Linked DNA regions of Homo sapiens: region 1 is linked to region 2. A link is a contact called in ENCODE Hi-C data. All regions are on one chromosome and are shown on one strand. Each heading gives the region's core, a stretch centred on a gene start or an enhancer-like site at or near the end of the contact. The rest is flanking DNA. Distances are from core to core; before and after follow the strand shown. Region 1 holds the start of OAF (out at first homolog). Region 2 holds the start of NECTIN1-DT (NECTIN1 divergent transcript).

Evidence for each region. A loop is a pair of places that touch in the nucleus more often than their neighbours do. Pooled maps may share reads with other maps.
Region 1: a loop to region 2 is called in a map of CD8-positive, alpha-beta T cell, with 33 times the contacts of the local background. The contact joins the promoter of OAF here to the promoter of NECTIN1-DT in region 2. A Hi-C loop is called at or near these places in 10 of 168 maps with a recorded cell type or tissue (B cell, CD4-positive, alpha-beta T cell, CD8-positive, alpha-beta T cell and 5 more), 2 of 37 single-sample maps with no recorded cell type and 13 of 50 pooled maps.

What each region holds. Positions count from the first base shown.
Region 1 is chr11:120,206,045-120,212,840 of GRCh38, reverse strand. OAF (out at first homolog) reads right to left here and starts at 1,809. Exons shown (of 4, transcript NM_178507.4): 1 at 1,331-1,809. The coding sequence starts at 1,561. RefSeq lists silencers at 1,492-1,601, 1,692-1,741, 1,922-2,181 and an enhancer at 2,515-3,056.
Region 2 is chr11:119,724,678-119,732,166 of GRCh38, reverse strand. NECTIN1-DT (NECTIN1 divergent transcript) reads right to left here and starts at 2,584. Exons shown (of 4, transcript NR_120587.1): 1 at 2,361-2,584. NECTIN1 (nectin cell adhesion molecule 1) reads left to right here and starts at 2,967. Exons shown (of 6, transcript NM_002855.5): 1 at 2,967-3,692. The coding sequence starts at 3,614. RefSeq lists enhancers at 1,921-2,781, 2,782-3,643, 4,443-5,385 and silencers at 2,582-2,991, 3,052-3,371.

The DNA.
Region 1 (6,796 bases), core at 560-3,059, 480 kb before region 2:
TACCCCACCCCCCATCTGCCTGCTTATGTCCAATGTCAGTGCCAACTCCGTGGCCCTGGGGCAATCAGCGGTCAAGCCTCACCCCCCAACCCCACCCACCTCTAGCGGTCAAGCCTAACCCCTCACCCCTGCTAACTATGGCAATCTGGCTGGGTCCCTAACTGACTTCCCAAACTCCGCCACCTCTCCTCTAAAGCGCCCTGTCTCTACGAGGGAGGAAAGACAGGCAGCTTCAGCAAGGGTCCCCGGGGCCCCGGGCTCCCCCAGCTATCTAATCGGCTTCACCCCTGCACTCCCCCAGGGACAGAGCCTCACAGGGCCTCTCTTTAGCTGGGGGAAGGAGACAGAACGCTCCTTTTGAATACCTAAGACTTACCCACCCTCTTTTCCTCCAGCTTTCCTGCTGCTGGGTCACTGTTAGTCACTCACCATCCAGGCCCATTTCCTGATAATCCCCCAGCCCCCTGGGTGCAAGGCCCTTCTTATTCCCTCCAACACAGACACACACACACCAAGAGCGGGCTGGTCTCTAACTCCCAAACCGTAATCTGGGACACACACCCACACACCCACACCCACCCACCCACCCACCCACCGGGCTGGTCTCTAACTCCCTAACCCTAATCTGGGCCAAAATAGGGGGGTTGGCTCGCTTCTCTGCCAGGCAGAGTGAAGGGCAGCACTTCTCCCAGAGGGAGGGGGCCTCAGCTGGGGTCTCTCTCCAGGATCCTCCTGCTGCAAGCGCCCCAGCCTTCCAGACCAAAGAGGAGACAGGGCTTCTCCCGGCTTGAGAGGGACCAGGGGCAACCAGCTCTCCCCAGAAAAGTGAAACAGAGGGAGAGGTGACAGAGGGACTCCAAAATGTCAGGGCTGGGAGGCCTCGCAGACCCCTCAGTGCCCTGTACAGGGGTGAGAAGCCAGGCCCATAGGAGGAAAGAGGCTTGCTTGCTCTAGATCACACAGGGAGAACCCACAGTGAGAGCCCACAGCGAGAACACTTCGCCTAGGACTTTCCCACTAGAGCACAGGGGAATGACTCCAAGAAGGGAGTCCAGTCGTTAGTAGGAGTTCTGGAGGAGGGTTAGCACCTGGGGGGCTCTGGGAGCGCTGGAGGAGGGAGTGAGAAAGGGAAGCAGAGGGGTTCTTTGGAGAGAATGAAGGGGTGGGCCCTGGGGAGTGGGCAAAGAGGTGTAGAGAAGAGCCCGGCGTGACCTTGGGCCAGCTGCGTCTCCCTCCTGGGCCCGTCTTTCCGTCTGCAGGCAAGAGAGCGCCTGGGATCCCGGGGGGCTCAGGCTTGAAGGTGCCACCCCGGCGAGTGAGGGCGCCTCACCTTCTTGAAGTCGGCGGTGAAGGAGACGAGGGTGCCGTCGGGCTTGCGCAGCTCGAGGCTGATGCTGTCCGCGTCGCTGTCCGCCTGCAGGCTCTCCTCGGTCACCTGGCCGTCCGGCAGCCGCACGCGGACCCGCAGCTCGGCCGGCGCACCCGTTCCCAGCAGCGGCGCGAGCAGCGGCAGCAGCAGCAGCAGCGCAGGGCGCGCCAGGGGTACCCCGGGAAGGCGCATCCCCGGGGGCCGCTGCCGTCCGCGGCCCCGGCGCGCCGCGTGGGGGCGGGGAGAGGCGCAGGCAAACTTCGCCCAAAGTTGGGGGCTAGTTCGGGGCGCCCGGGAGCCGCTCCGCCGGGGGCCTTGGCCGCGGGGTCGCCCGCGAGGTGGCGCGGACGCACGTGGGTAGCGCTCAGCAGGGCGCCCCCGGCGGCCCCGAGGCGGAGACGGCGCTGCCCCGGCCCGGCTCCGCGGCCCCGGGCTCCAGCGCTGCGAGCCTGTGTTTTGCACTTTTCATTCAATCCCACCCCCCGTCACTTCCTTCAGAAAACAGAAACCACCAGGACCCGCCTTAAAGAGACCGCGCACCTCGCGGCCCTTAAAGGGCCCGCGGCTGCTCTCCGCACTTCGGCGTTGGCCGGGCAGGGGGCGGGGAGAGGGGGCAGCGGCTCCGCGGCTTTGTGCGAGCGGCCTCCTCGACCTCCCTCCCGCCCGGCCGCGCGGAGTCAGCGACCCAGGCGGAGTCAGAAGTTTGCTCTCCCGGGGCAAATCCCTTCCTTCCAGCAGGGGCAGGACGGGTGACTCTTCCCCCGCCCTGCACCGCCACCCCCCCCCCCCGCTTTTTTTTTTTTGGCTTGCTTTTGTGCCACGTGGATGAAATAATCGGGCTTGGATTTTTAGGGGTTTTGTTTGGTCTTTCAGTTTCTCTGACAGCGAATTTCTAAAAAGCTTCTGCAAAATCAGACCTCGCTTTGCACTCTGCCTTTTCCCTGCCCCACACTGGGAGGGTGGATCGGGGGTTCTCGCCCAGCTTTGCCACGGCCAGGTGTTAGACCTTGATGGGTCAGGTCACCCACTGGGACGCGGCCCTCAGGTTTTGTGAGCCCCTGTGCCTCTTTCCTTTTCAGTCCTGCCTCCCGTGCTTCCCGCATTCACGGCCTTTCCTCAGTCCTGCCCACCACCGCAGACCCGGTTCTTTCTCTCTATTATAGACTATGAAAATCCAGGGAAATGTTGGATTCCAGGTCACTTGGGAGAATTTCCAGGGACTCGGGACGCTGGCGCTCCACGACAGTGGCTTTCCCACAAGCCACAAGGAAACATGCGTGCCCTGCGGTGCACCCCAACAATAAGAAGGGTGAAGACCAGGAGATCTGGATTGCTGCCTCCTCTGATTAGTTGTGGAATTTAGGCACGTTTTAAAAATTCTTTGGGCTTAAGTGTCCCCGTGTGTATCGTGGAAGCTGCTCAGACCTACACTGTCCTGCCAGTCCCAGGCAAGGGAAAAAGCCCCACGAAGATGCTCAAAACCAATTGTTCCCTGACTTCCATTTTCACTTCTGTTGGGACCTTGATTACTGATGGGTGAAAACTCCCTTCTCTGCAGCCTCCTTCCCTTCTAGGGCTTCCCCAGCACAGGGCCATGTGAACTGCAGGGTCCGGCTAGAATCGGCCTCTTGCTATCATCCAGGGGCCCTTCCCGCTACCCGCTCTCTGCTGCCTAGATTTAGGACTGAAGGGAATTTAAGAGACTACCAAGTCAGCCTTTTCCAAATTTGCCTTTCCTGAAGAATCACCTGGATGCTTGTTAGAAAATAGATTCCCGAATCCCTAAACCCATGGAATCAGATTCTAGGGAAAAGAACTGAGGATTAGCATTTTTGACAAGGCCCACATGATGCTCGACATAAGTGGTTGACAGCAGGTATTTGGCAGATGTTTAAGCATAGAGCGTCTGGGCCAGACGCGGTGGCTCATGCCTGTAATCCTAGCACTTTGGGAGGCCGAGGCGGGCGGATTGCCTGAGCTCAGGAGTTCGAGACCAACCTGGGCAACAAGGTGAAATCCCGTCTCTACTAAAATACAAAAGAAATTAGCTGGGTGTGGCGGCGTGCGCCTGTAATCCCAGCTACTCGGGAGGCTGGGGTAGGAGAATTGCTTGAACCCAGGAGGCAGAAGTTGCAGCGAGCCAAAATTGCGCCACTGCACTCCAGCCTGGGTGACAGAGGAAGACTCCGTCTCTACAAAACAAAACAAAACAAAACAAAACAAAAACATAGAGCATCTGAAACAAGCAGCATCCTTCCTGGAGAACCTGGCTCCTAAGGAGTTCATCTTCACATCCGGGAGATAAGGCAGGCTGTTAGGGAATAATTGGATTAGCACAAGGATTGCTCCCCTAAGGACTCCCACTCTTAGCTGGCAACCGTTTAGACTAGAGATGCCCAGGGTCTTGAAATTGGCCTCCCGCCTGACAGGATGCTGGATCTCCATGCGGCCTTGAAGCTAGGTCTCCCACATGAGTCAGCCCACACAGTCATTAAGGGCCTCGCCCACATTTCCTAACTTCCCTTGTTTCAGGTCCTGTCCCCATCCGCCACCAGCTCTGCCCTCAGCCATTTCCCAGGCTCTTACCCCTTCTCCTCCCACAACAGCCCAGAAGTGGGCAAAGAAGCCCTGGATGTCAGATTTCTTGTTTAGGTCCCTGAGGTTTGTCTCTGTTCACATTTTGGGTTTGGAAACAAGGATGGAAGACCTCATCTCTTTCCCACCTCTTCCCCATAGTCAACTTCCTTCTCTACTTCAACCACAGATCAAACCAGATTTTTCTTTGAAAGTGATAGGGCATTTGAAATCTCACTCCATTACATAAGCCCTGCCTACCTACATCTCTATGCCTTGCTATTGATTTCACCTGACCACCTCTTCAAGCTCCAGGACAAAACTCAGGTTTCCCAGGAAGACTTTCTCGACTCCCCACCGACCTAGCCCTCTGTTCTGTGCCACTGTCTCCGGCCTCTGGACTCCAACAATAGTCATTATTATAGCAGCTCCTCCCCCATTGTATTTTGATTATGTCCAGGTTCTGTGCCAAGCATTTTACATGGATCATCTTATTTAATTTTCATGGCATCCCTCCAAAGTAGGTTCTATTCTTAGGCTCTTTTTACTGACTAGGAAACCAAAGCTTAGAGAGGTTAGGCAACATACCCAAGGTCACAAAAGCAGTAGAGCCAGCCGGGACTCAAACACAAGTCTGCCCGCCTGACCACAAAGCCCTTGCTTTGAACCACAGTAGCCTCTGCCTGTCGGTAGCCCTCACTTTCTGCCAGTCCCACTCGGGGCTCACATCCTGCGCTATCTTCTCCTGTTATCTAACGGTTTCGCGTGTGGCAATCCTGTATCCCCAGTGAAGCCGTCAGCTAGTTCAAACAGGCCAGCCCCGTGCTGGGAACAGACAGCGTTTCCCTCAAACCATCCGGGCATAGAAGCATCCATTCATCTTAAATGTAAAGGCCGTCAGAGGAAGAGCTCTAACAAGCCTAATTACTCCGACTACAACCAAACAGCCCTCATTGTCAGAGAGTTCTTCATGTCTCATCGCAAGACCTCTGCCACACCATAAACCAATTTCCTTTTTTTTCTCATCTCTAGCCCTTGGAAAGCAGTAGCCAGTAGTGGTTCAGAAAATGGGCATCAGGATCTCAGTCCTGGAGCTCGGCCCCAGTCATGAGCTGTGCGTCAGTGAGCCTGTTTCTTCAACTGTAAAATGGGCGCATACGTTTCTCCCTCACTGGGTTGCTTTGAAAATTAAATGAAACATTGTGCATAAAATATTTCGCAACATGTTTGGCATATAGTACAGATCCAATAAATGGTGGCTGTTATCCTTTAATTCTGTTTATTCTTTCCCATTGTATCACATACTAAATCTCTGATTATACAAGTCTCTCCCTCTCACCCCCTGCCACATGTATACGCGTGCATGTACACATATTCTTTCAGAAACATTTTTTTGGCTGGGCGCGGTGGCTCACACCTGTAATCCCAACACTTTGGGATGCCGAGGCGGGTGGATCACCTGAGGTCAGTAGTTCGAGACCAGCCTGGCCAACATGGCAAAACCCGTCTCTACTAAAATACAAAAATTAGCCGGGTGTGGTGGTGGGCGCCTGTAATCCCAGCTACTCCGGCGACTGAGGCACGAGAATCGCTTGAACCCAGGAGGCAGAGGCTGCAGTGAGCTGAGATCGTGCCACTGCATTCCAGCCTGGGTAACAGAGCGAGTTGGTCTCAAAGAAAAAAATAAATACATAAAAAAGAAATATTTCTTCCTCTCTATCCTCTTTAGGTGTCTAAGTTTTCTGTGTCTTGAGACCTCCGAAACTGAGAAATGGATAGCAGCAAAACCTCGGGAGGCACTTTCCCTTTGCTTTTTGGTCTGAGTGTGCCTTAATTTGGGAGGAAGAGAAACACCAAACCATCTCCCAATCTGTGCCCAAGAAAACAGGTGCTGACAAGACCCTGCAGGAGGTGGAAAGGGAAACTGAACCAATGACCTTTACCGAGAGACAGGGAGAGAACCACCAGGTGCTTGTCTTTGCAAGACTGGAAAGATTTTTTTCTTCCCATGACTTTCTGTGAGTGGCTGTTTGGTTTGGGTTAGGTTACAGCCCCTTTGTCTCTGGGCCTTTGCAGATAGAGTGGAGGATTTGCGATTTGAGTTTGAGGGAGAACCAGGGATGGAGTGAGGGATCCCCTCTGCTTCTCAATGTCAATTGCAAAGCTCCAGACACTTCATTGCCAGCACAGAAGTACAAATTAGCTTTCCGCCATCACACAATTATGCAGTTCCATCCATCAAGGGTGTGGTGGGAAAGTGGATTGGAGAGACAGCTGGTGGGGATACTGAGTGGAAAGGGAAGAGAAGTGGAGATGGCTGGGATAGGCATGGAGAAGCTATTCTTTTCGGGCAGAAAAACCAGGCAGAAGGGAAGTTGTCATGGAGGTGGGCTGGATCCATGACTTTCAGGAAGGAAAAGGAAGCCTGGATGATCAGAGCTGCAAGCCAAGGCAGATCTCAGTCCATTGATTAGTCCATTGATTATGGTAGCTCTTCAGGTGCCTTTTACCCTCTGCCTCTTGCTATAATTATTTCACAGTATTTGTGTTTGAAACCAGAGGCTACAAAAGAACCTAGGCCAGCTGTAAGTGGTGCTGCTCAGATTAGAAGCCTGGCATTCTGAAGCCAGGGCTTGTCTCCTCCTTTGACACGGCACAGAGCTCCATGTTGCCCATTGACTCTTGAAAGTCCCAAACATAGCTGGGCACGATGGCTCACGCCTGTAATCCCAGAACTTTGGGAGGCCGAGGCAGGCAGATCAGGAGGTCAGGAGTACGAGACCAGCCTGGCCAATATGGTGAAACTCCGTTTCTAATAAAAATACAAAAATTAACTGGGCATGGTGGCGTGTG
Region 2 (7,489 bases), core at 1,335-3,834:
AGGGGCATATCAATGTCACTAGACTATATATATATATATAAAGGATATATATATATATATATATCTCAGGGGCAGAATCAACAAAATTGGAACATGGTGGTTCAGGAAGAGGTAAGAAGCAAGAGTGACTCCTGGGCTCACAGCTTAAGAGCAGGAACCAAAGCCTGCTTTCCTGCTGCTTGATCCTGTGTTTCTTCCCTGTCACTAAAGGAAACCTTCTGGTCCTTTTGCCTTCTGTTTGCGCCTACCTGTCCCTTTCTCTTATACATCTCTAAAACGCAAAACAAACTGGAATGCCTACTGTCCTAACACAGGTGGCACCTCTCCCACCTCCACGCACCTCCATGTTCTTGTACAAGCTGTTCCTTCCACTTAGGAGTCTCTCTCCTGCCTCTTTTGGTCCAAATCTGATCTGTCCTTCAGGGTCTCAGTTAAATGTCCCCTCCCCCAGCAACCTTCCCTGCTTGTTTAAAGATGATGAGTGAACAACCATACTATATCACTTACTTGCTTCCATCTTCTCCACCCAACCAATCCCCAGGCAGCCACATCTTCCCTGCTGGCCGCACCCTCTTTGGAAGCTCATTTAAGATCAGAGGATCAAAGAAGCCTGACCTAAAGATGGAGAGAGTGCAGCCGGGTACAGTGGCTCATGCCTGTAATCCCAGCACTTTGGGACACCAAGGAGGGCAGGTCACCTGAGGTCAGGAGTTCCAGACCAGCCTGGCCAACATGGAGAAACCCCGTCTCTACTAAAAATACAAAAATTAGCCGGGCGTGGTGGCACACACCTGTAATTCCAGCTACTCGGGAGGCTGAGACAGGAGAAACACTTGAACCTGGGAGACAGAGGTTGCAGTGAGGTGAGATGGCGCCACTGCACTCCAGCCTGGGCAACAGAGCAAGACTCTGTCTCAATGAAATAAAATAAAATAAAATTAAATTAAATTAAAATAAAATAAAATAAAATAAAATAAATAAAATAAAATAAAATAAAATAAAATAAAGATGGAGAGGATGGGAGGGTAAGAGCAGGGAACAAGAAGACATTGGTACATCTGGGATTGCCCCTTCAAACCATGCCTTCAGCTCCTGCAGTGTGCCTGGCACAGAGCTAAAGGCCATCACAATGAATTCAATTCAACCCTGGCCCTTAAAGCACTCAGCAGCCAGATGGGAGATTCCCAGCTGCCACAAACTAAATCTGATAGCGTGTTCCCCAGTTTAAAACCCTCCTAGCAGCTACCGGGCATGATTCACGAATCTGCAGACCTCTCCTTTCCTCAAGTCTTAGGCTCAGGCTAAACCAGTCAACCCTTTGTGGGCCCCCTACTCACCTGACTATTGCTTACCTTCATTCCTTTGCTCGTGCTGACCCTCTACCTTAAATCCAGTCTCTTTTATGTCTCTGCCCTCCAGCACTTACCTTGGTCTGATAGATGACTCACCGAGACCCTGTGTTCGCTTCCCTGAAGCCTTTACACCAACCCCACCCCGGGCTAAACTGGGCACTTTTTCTGTGACCCACCAAACCCACACAATCCCATATTAAATATTTGTTTACGACATCCGTTTCTATGTCTGTCTTCCCCCACCCTTCAACTAGATTGAGTTCCTTCAGGACAATGATGATGTCTCTGTATCCCCAAGCCAGGCACTGTGTTTTGACACAAAGAAAGCCCAGGTTACATTTGTTAAATGTAAAAGACCATACAGTGAGTGGGTGAGTGTTCATGACAATGCCAGATCTGACTACTTCCGCGAGAAACCGAGACACTCCAGGGCCGGATTCCAGACAGTGGGAATATGGCGCTGTCTTTGCCCCTTCTCCAGTGAGGAACCAGAATTTACGTGTTATCAGAAACAGCCACTTCCCCTCTGCTCCTGCCCGCCTAGAGGGCTGGGCAAAGGGTAGAGGGAGCAGTGTCCGGCCAGGGTCTGGGGAGAATTCGGCTCTCCTTAGTGGGAAACTCTGTCTGTCTTCCTCCCCCAGGGGGAGGGGATGGGGATAGGAGGACCAGAGTAAGGGGAAGAGGGAAGGCCCGGAGGGCGCAGTCGCCTTGGCAGAAATCCTACCACACCCGGATGTAGTGGGTGGTGAACGGGATGGGGCGGAGAGTCCCTGCCCTGCCAGGGACACTGACTGGACGATCCACTTTCGCGGGAATCCCACAAATCTCTCAAAACTAAGGTCCTGGAAACTGGAGGAGAGCTCGTTTTCAGGCTATGTTTGGGCAAGGGCGGGGCGCGGGGTGCTTCAATTTTTGGAAAAGGAACCCCCGAAGGGAGCAGGGATTAGAAAAGAAACTCTACCAGAAACCTCAGTGGGCCCGTCTCACCCACTCATGCCCACCACTGACTTCTCTGGCAGCTCCCCGTCGCCCCGCGCACCGCTGCCTCTCCGTGGAACGTCCAAGTGGTGCAGAGGAGAGGGATCTCCGGAGACTGGGTTCTGTTGCGAGCTATGCCACGTTCCGTCCCGGGCGGAACTCTTCTTTGGGCCTTTGTTTCCTCGTCTGTGAAATGGGGCCAGGGTGGGAGCAGAGGGCTTGCAGAAGCCCTGCCAGCTCCCACGCTGCTAGCCGGGATTCTCCATCCCGCCCTCTCCTCCACCGCCGCCCCCGGCCCGGTCCTAACTCCACCCCCACCCGCCGCGCCTCGGCGCCGCCGGCCGCTAGGGGTCACTGCCTGCCTTTGTCAGCGGAGGAGGAGGGCAGCCCGCGCTCCAGCCGGCTCCCCAGCTGGAAGGCGGCCGAGGGGTAGCTCCCGAGCGAGGGTCCTGAGCCGGACCCCGCAGCCCGCGCTCGCGATCCGCCTCTGCTTCGGTCGGGAAGGCGCGTGCGCTCGGGCTCCGACCGGGCCCCGGCGGGCGCGCATCGAGGCCAGGAGGGGGTTAACGCTAACCCCTCCCCTCTGGCTGACATCACGGGCGAGCGGGTGAGAGGCTGGAGCTCGGCGAGTGAGAGAAAGAGAGCGAGAGCAGCGAGCGCGGCTCCACATTGTTGCGGATCGCCGGCACCCGGCAGAGCGGCGGCGGCTGGGACGCGCGGCGCCTCCGACCCGTTCTCCTCGCGCCCGGCCGCGCAGCCAGAGCCACCCGGGCCGCCGACCGCCGAGCCCCGCGCCCGCCGCCTGGGCCCCGAGCCTTCTGCGCCGCCCGGGTGCGTCCCGCCACCCTCGGAGGACGGCCGGCCATGGACGCCTGCAAGTTGGAGCCGAGCGGGAGGGTGTGAGCGGGCCGGGGCCAGGAGCCCGCGCCGCGCAACCGGGCAGCCGGGCGCGCCGGGGGTGGGTCCCTCTCCCCAGCCCCGCTCTGCGTGGAAGAAGAGGGCGGGGACCGGCGCCGGGAGGAGAGCGGAGGAGGCGAAGGGGCATGACTCGTGCAACTTGCGGCGGGCATCTGCCGAGCCTCTGAGCCGGCGGCGGCCCGGGGCCCGGACTGCGGCCGCGCGGATCCCACCCAGCCCACCCCGCCCCGGCCGACGGCTGCAGCTGACCTGGATCCTTCGAGCGCCCGCCGACCGCCAGCGATCTTCCCTCATCTTCCGGGCTGGTTTCTGCTGCGCGAGGAGCGCTGCCCTCGCCGCCCCTCTCGCCGGACCCCCGGCCCCCGATGGCTCGGATGGGGCTTGCGGGCGCCGCTGGACGCTGGTGGGGACTCGCTCTCGGCTTGACCGCATTCTTCCTCCCAGGTAAGAGCGCTCACCTCTGCTGTCCCCACCCCCATCCAATGCCTCCCCGGGGCTGGGAGCCGGATGGCGGGCACGACTGGATTGTGGGGAGTGAAAGGAGCCAGAAAAGTTGGGTCACGGCTTGGGTAAAGGGGGTGGGAGGTGGCACGGCGGAGAAAGAGGTTGAGAAGCCGAACCGCCTGCCCTGCAGGGAAGCAGTCAGATGCACGTCTCTATGTAGCATGAAAGCACTTTCTCCGCTCAGTTCTTTACAAAAAATAATAATATGTAATAGCGTTCTGTTTATTTAATAACCAGCTCTCTGCTCGGGAAGCAGTTTGGAAACACTGCGTGTTACATAAATGCAAAATAATCACCGTAATCACCGTCTTGGGGTGGGAGACAACAGCCCCAGGGGGAGGGCGTCAGTCTCGGAGCTGCGGGTTTGGAGTATGGCGGGGGGGCTTCGTCTCTTTCGGCGGCCCCTTTGCCAGACGGCTCAGGACGCTCGGGCCCCCTCCCGCCCCACACCGCCCCACAGCGGGCGCGGAGAGTCGGCTGCTGCGGCAGAGGCGGCTCCTCGCTCACCTGCGGTTCCTTTCCTGGAGGGTGAGGCCGGGGCAGCCTCCTCCCGGCCTGGCGCGGGACCGGGCTCCCCCTCGGAACTCTGCTCCCAGCTCTGGGGGCTCTCCCTGGAGGAGACACCGCGGGCTTCCTGCCATCCAAGTAGCTGCATGACCCACTTTCCCGAGGGTGCCCCGCGTGTCCTTCCTCGAGGTGCGGGCTGCCGGCAGCCGAGGGGTTAACCTCGCGCCCGACCCCGGGGTGGCCCTGGTGGCCCATTCTGACGGGTGGGGTGGGGACGGAGGCTGGGACCAGCCCAGGCATATTGTGCTGGGGAATGAACTGGAAAATGCGTTTAGGAGGCAAATCCGACCGAGTCCCCTCGCCTGGATTTAACCCTTTGTGTCCCTGGGGAAGCTGCCGAGCTCGCCGGCTGACTGGACACCAAGCGTGGGTCAAGGGGTGTGGGGAGTTCCTCCAGCTCTCTGGGTAGAAACCAGAGACGACCTGCAGCTCTAGCAAGATGGGATTTTGGGGAGGGGGGCGGATCTTGACTGGAGCACGTGGTCCCCGCCTTGGGGTGGCAGAATAGGGGGTCAGTGTACAGAGACCATCTCCTCGTGGGGCAGGAATATTAGATCCCGAGTTCCTGCAATGTGCTTTGCCGCAGAATGGCCAGGCAGTTTGTTATCGAGGGAACAGTCTGGCTGCCTAGTTCCGGGGCTAGGGTGCACTCCTGGAAGGCAGAAGCCTGGCCTCATTCCCTTCTATGCCTCTTCTGCTGCCAGCCAGCTCACTACGAGGGCCCCGCCAATCTCACTAAGTGGTGGATGTCTGGGAAGCAGTTTGTGAAAGCCAGTACTGGGGTGCCTCCACCCGTGAAGCCTGGGGTGCTGCCCTGCTCGATGTGGGGGGTGGGGAAAATCCAGGGCTCACAGGTGTCACTGCCCACCCTGCCCCCAGAGGGTGGTCTTGGTGAGAGTGAGAGGTCTTCTCACACTGGATGGCCTGGGAAGCCAGCCAGAGATACAGAAGTTCGGGCTCTAGGACTTGCCTGGCCATGGGGATTTGAGCTTCCAGGAACCCTTCAATTACATATGTCCACATCCGGAACCCAGAGAAACGAGAGCTTCCCAGAGCTCTGGTTGGTCCAGCACACTAGGGGTTAACGTAATCCTGGGATGGACAAAGGGTGGTGGGAAGGGTTGGGAGAAGGGGAAGGAACTCACCCTATTCTCCTTCCTTTTGTTATTCTCTTTCCCCAGCTTTGTGATTCCTTCATGGTTAATTCCTTCATTGGGGGCTAGAGGCCTGCTGTGCTCCACCCACTCAGGAAGTGGGAGCAGGGAGGTGAACTCACCTGGCTCAAGGTGGATACAACCCCTGCCAAAAATCTACATGAAAGGGTGGGATGCAGAGAAAGGAACCAGGGTTGAGAGAGGTACTTAATAAATGCTCTTCCATTGACTGTAATTGACTGATGGGTAGCATCCATGCACCGAAGTTCCCGGACCGCCCAGCTCCTCTGCCCAGTGGCTGGGCTCCTGGTGCCTTCTCTGCTTGCTTGCTCTAGGGTCCACGGGTGCAGGGAGGCAGGTGGATATGGTTGTGCCCAGTCTGACACTTGGATGGAGGCTGGTTGGCCCAGAAGTTGCAAGCCCACACCCTACTTTGCATCACCTGCTGGCTTCCTCCCCATTGCCCGCTATAGCGTCTCTCTAGGGACTTGCCAGTCTGATGCTCTTTTCAGGGTTTTCCTGGGCTGTGACAGGGAACCTGGGTCTGGGGGTTTGAGGAGAGGAAGAGGGAGGGGCCTGGAGTGTGTGTGATTGCCCCCAACTTCAAAACACTCCCAATCTGGCTATTGAAGTGTAAACACAGAAGTATGTTTTCAACAACACAGACTTTACTAAGCAGTGTGGTGAAGCCCCAAAGGCCTCTGTTTCCTGAGATGACAATCCACAGTTTCTTCCTGTTAACTTAGAGGAGAGGGTCAGTGGGGCAGGTGGGTTACATCCCAAAAAGAGATAGGGGGAGCCCTAGGAGGAGGCAGAGGACCTGCTTGAGAAGCAGGTGTGTCGAGCTGTTGTCCCACCTACACCACACCCTCCCTAATTGGCTTCCCCACACCTTTTGTCTGGAAAGAGAACACACACCCCAGGTGTCATGCACACCCTCGGAAGACCTGTCGGGTCACAGCACACCCCTCTCTGCAGCCTCTCTCTGCAGCTTGTGCAGAGCTTGCTGCCATGTGGTCTTTGAAATTCCAAGTGTCGGGGCTATTGGGTTATTTTCCTTCCTCTCTCTCTATTTCTCACATACAGTGGTGTCCTTCAGCTTGCTGGGCAAGGCATTATGGCAAAACCAATTCTGCTGGCCTGGGGTTTGCAGCATGTGTAAATGGGAATCTCCTTACCCATTTATAAGGCAGCACTGTGGAGTGCCTTGGAATTGGATTCTAGGCCTCCGTAGTCAAGGCTGGAGGGGAAGAGGAGATACTGCAGAGCTTGGGCCCAGTTGCCCTGGCTGAGTGGCCCGGAAGGCATCTCTTGAACCTGAACTTCAGAGCATATGGGACAGGTAGCCCTTGTTGCCTGAGGCTTGCTGAGGCTAAGAGTGTTATTGGTTCCCTTCTCAGCCACTCACCTTTGTACAATGAATCCACCTTGGCTACTGTTTGACCCCCGGACTCTGCTGTATGTTTTCAGGATGGTTGAGCCGGCCAGAACCCTAGTGCTGATGACTGAGCAAGTGGACCAGGCTTGGGGGGCAGAGGGTCAGTTCCAGTTGCTGTCTATGATACTGCCATTGTTTAGCAGCTGACTAATGTTCATTGTTCAGCACAAACAGAAAATACCCAAGGGAGGTGTGAATGTATCTTCAATTTTTCCGATTGTATCTCTTCCTGGTTAACCTGGTGAATTGAATGCCTCCTACCTCAGAGAGGGACAGACAGAGAGGTGTCAGCATATTCACCTGTTTTGCTGATTTAAAAAAAACAAAAAACAAAAAAACTTTAAACATTAGCCAGTGTGCCAGGCTAAAATGGTCATGAGCCAGCTGTGGAACTTAAGCTGTGACATTTCTGACAGTCTGCATAGGGTCTCACCTTTAGTATAAAGTGTGTGTGTGCACACAGGTATACAGGGCTTTGGTGTTTGTGTTGGTGATCTACCATTCACTGTGTGTGTGTGCATCTATGGGGACTAGGAGTAGAAGGTGTATGTGCTTGTGTCTGTGGGTCACTATGGGAC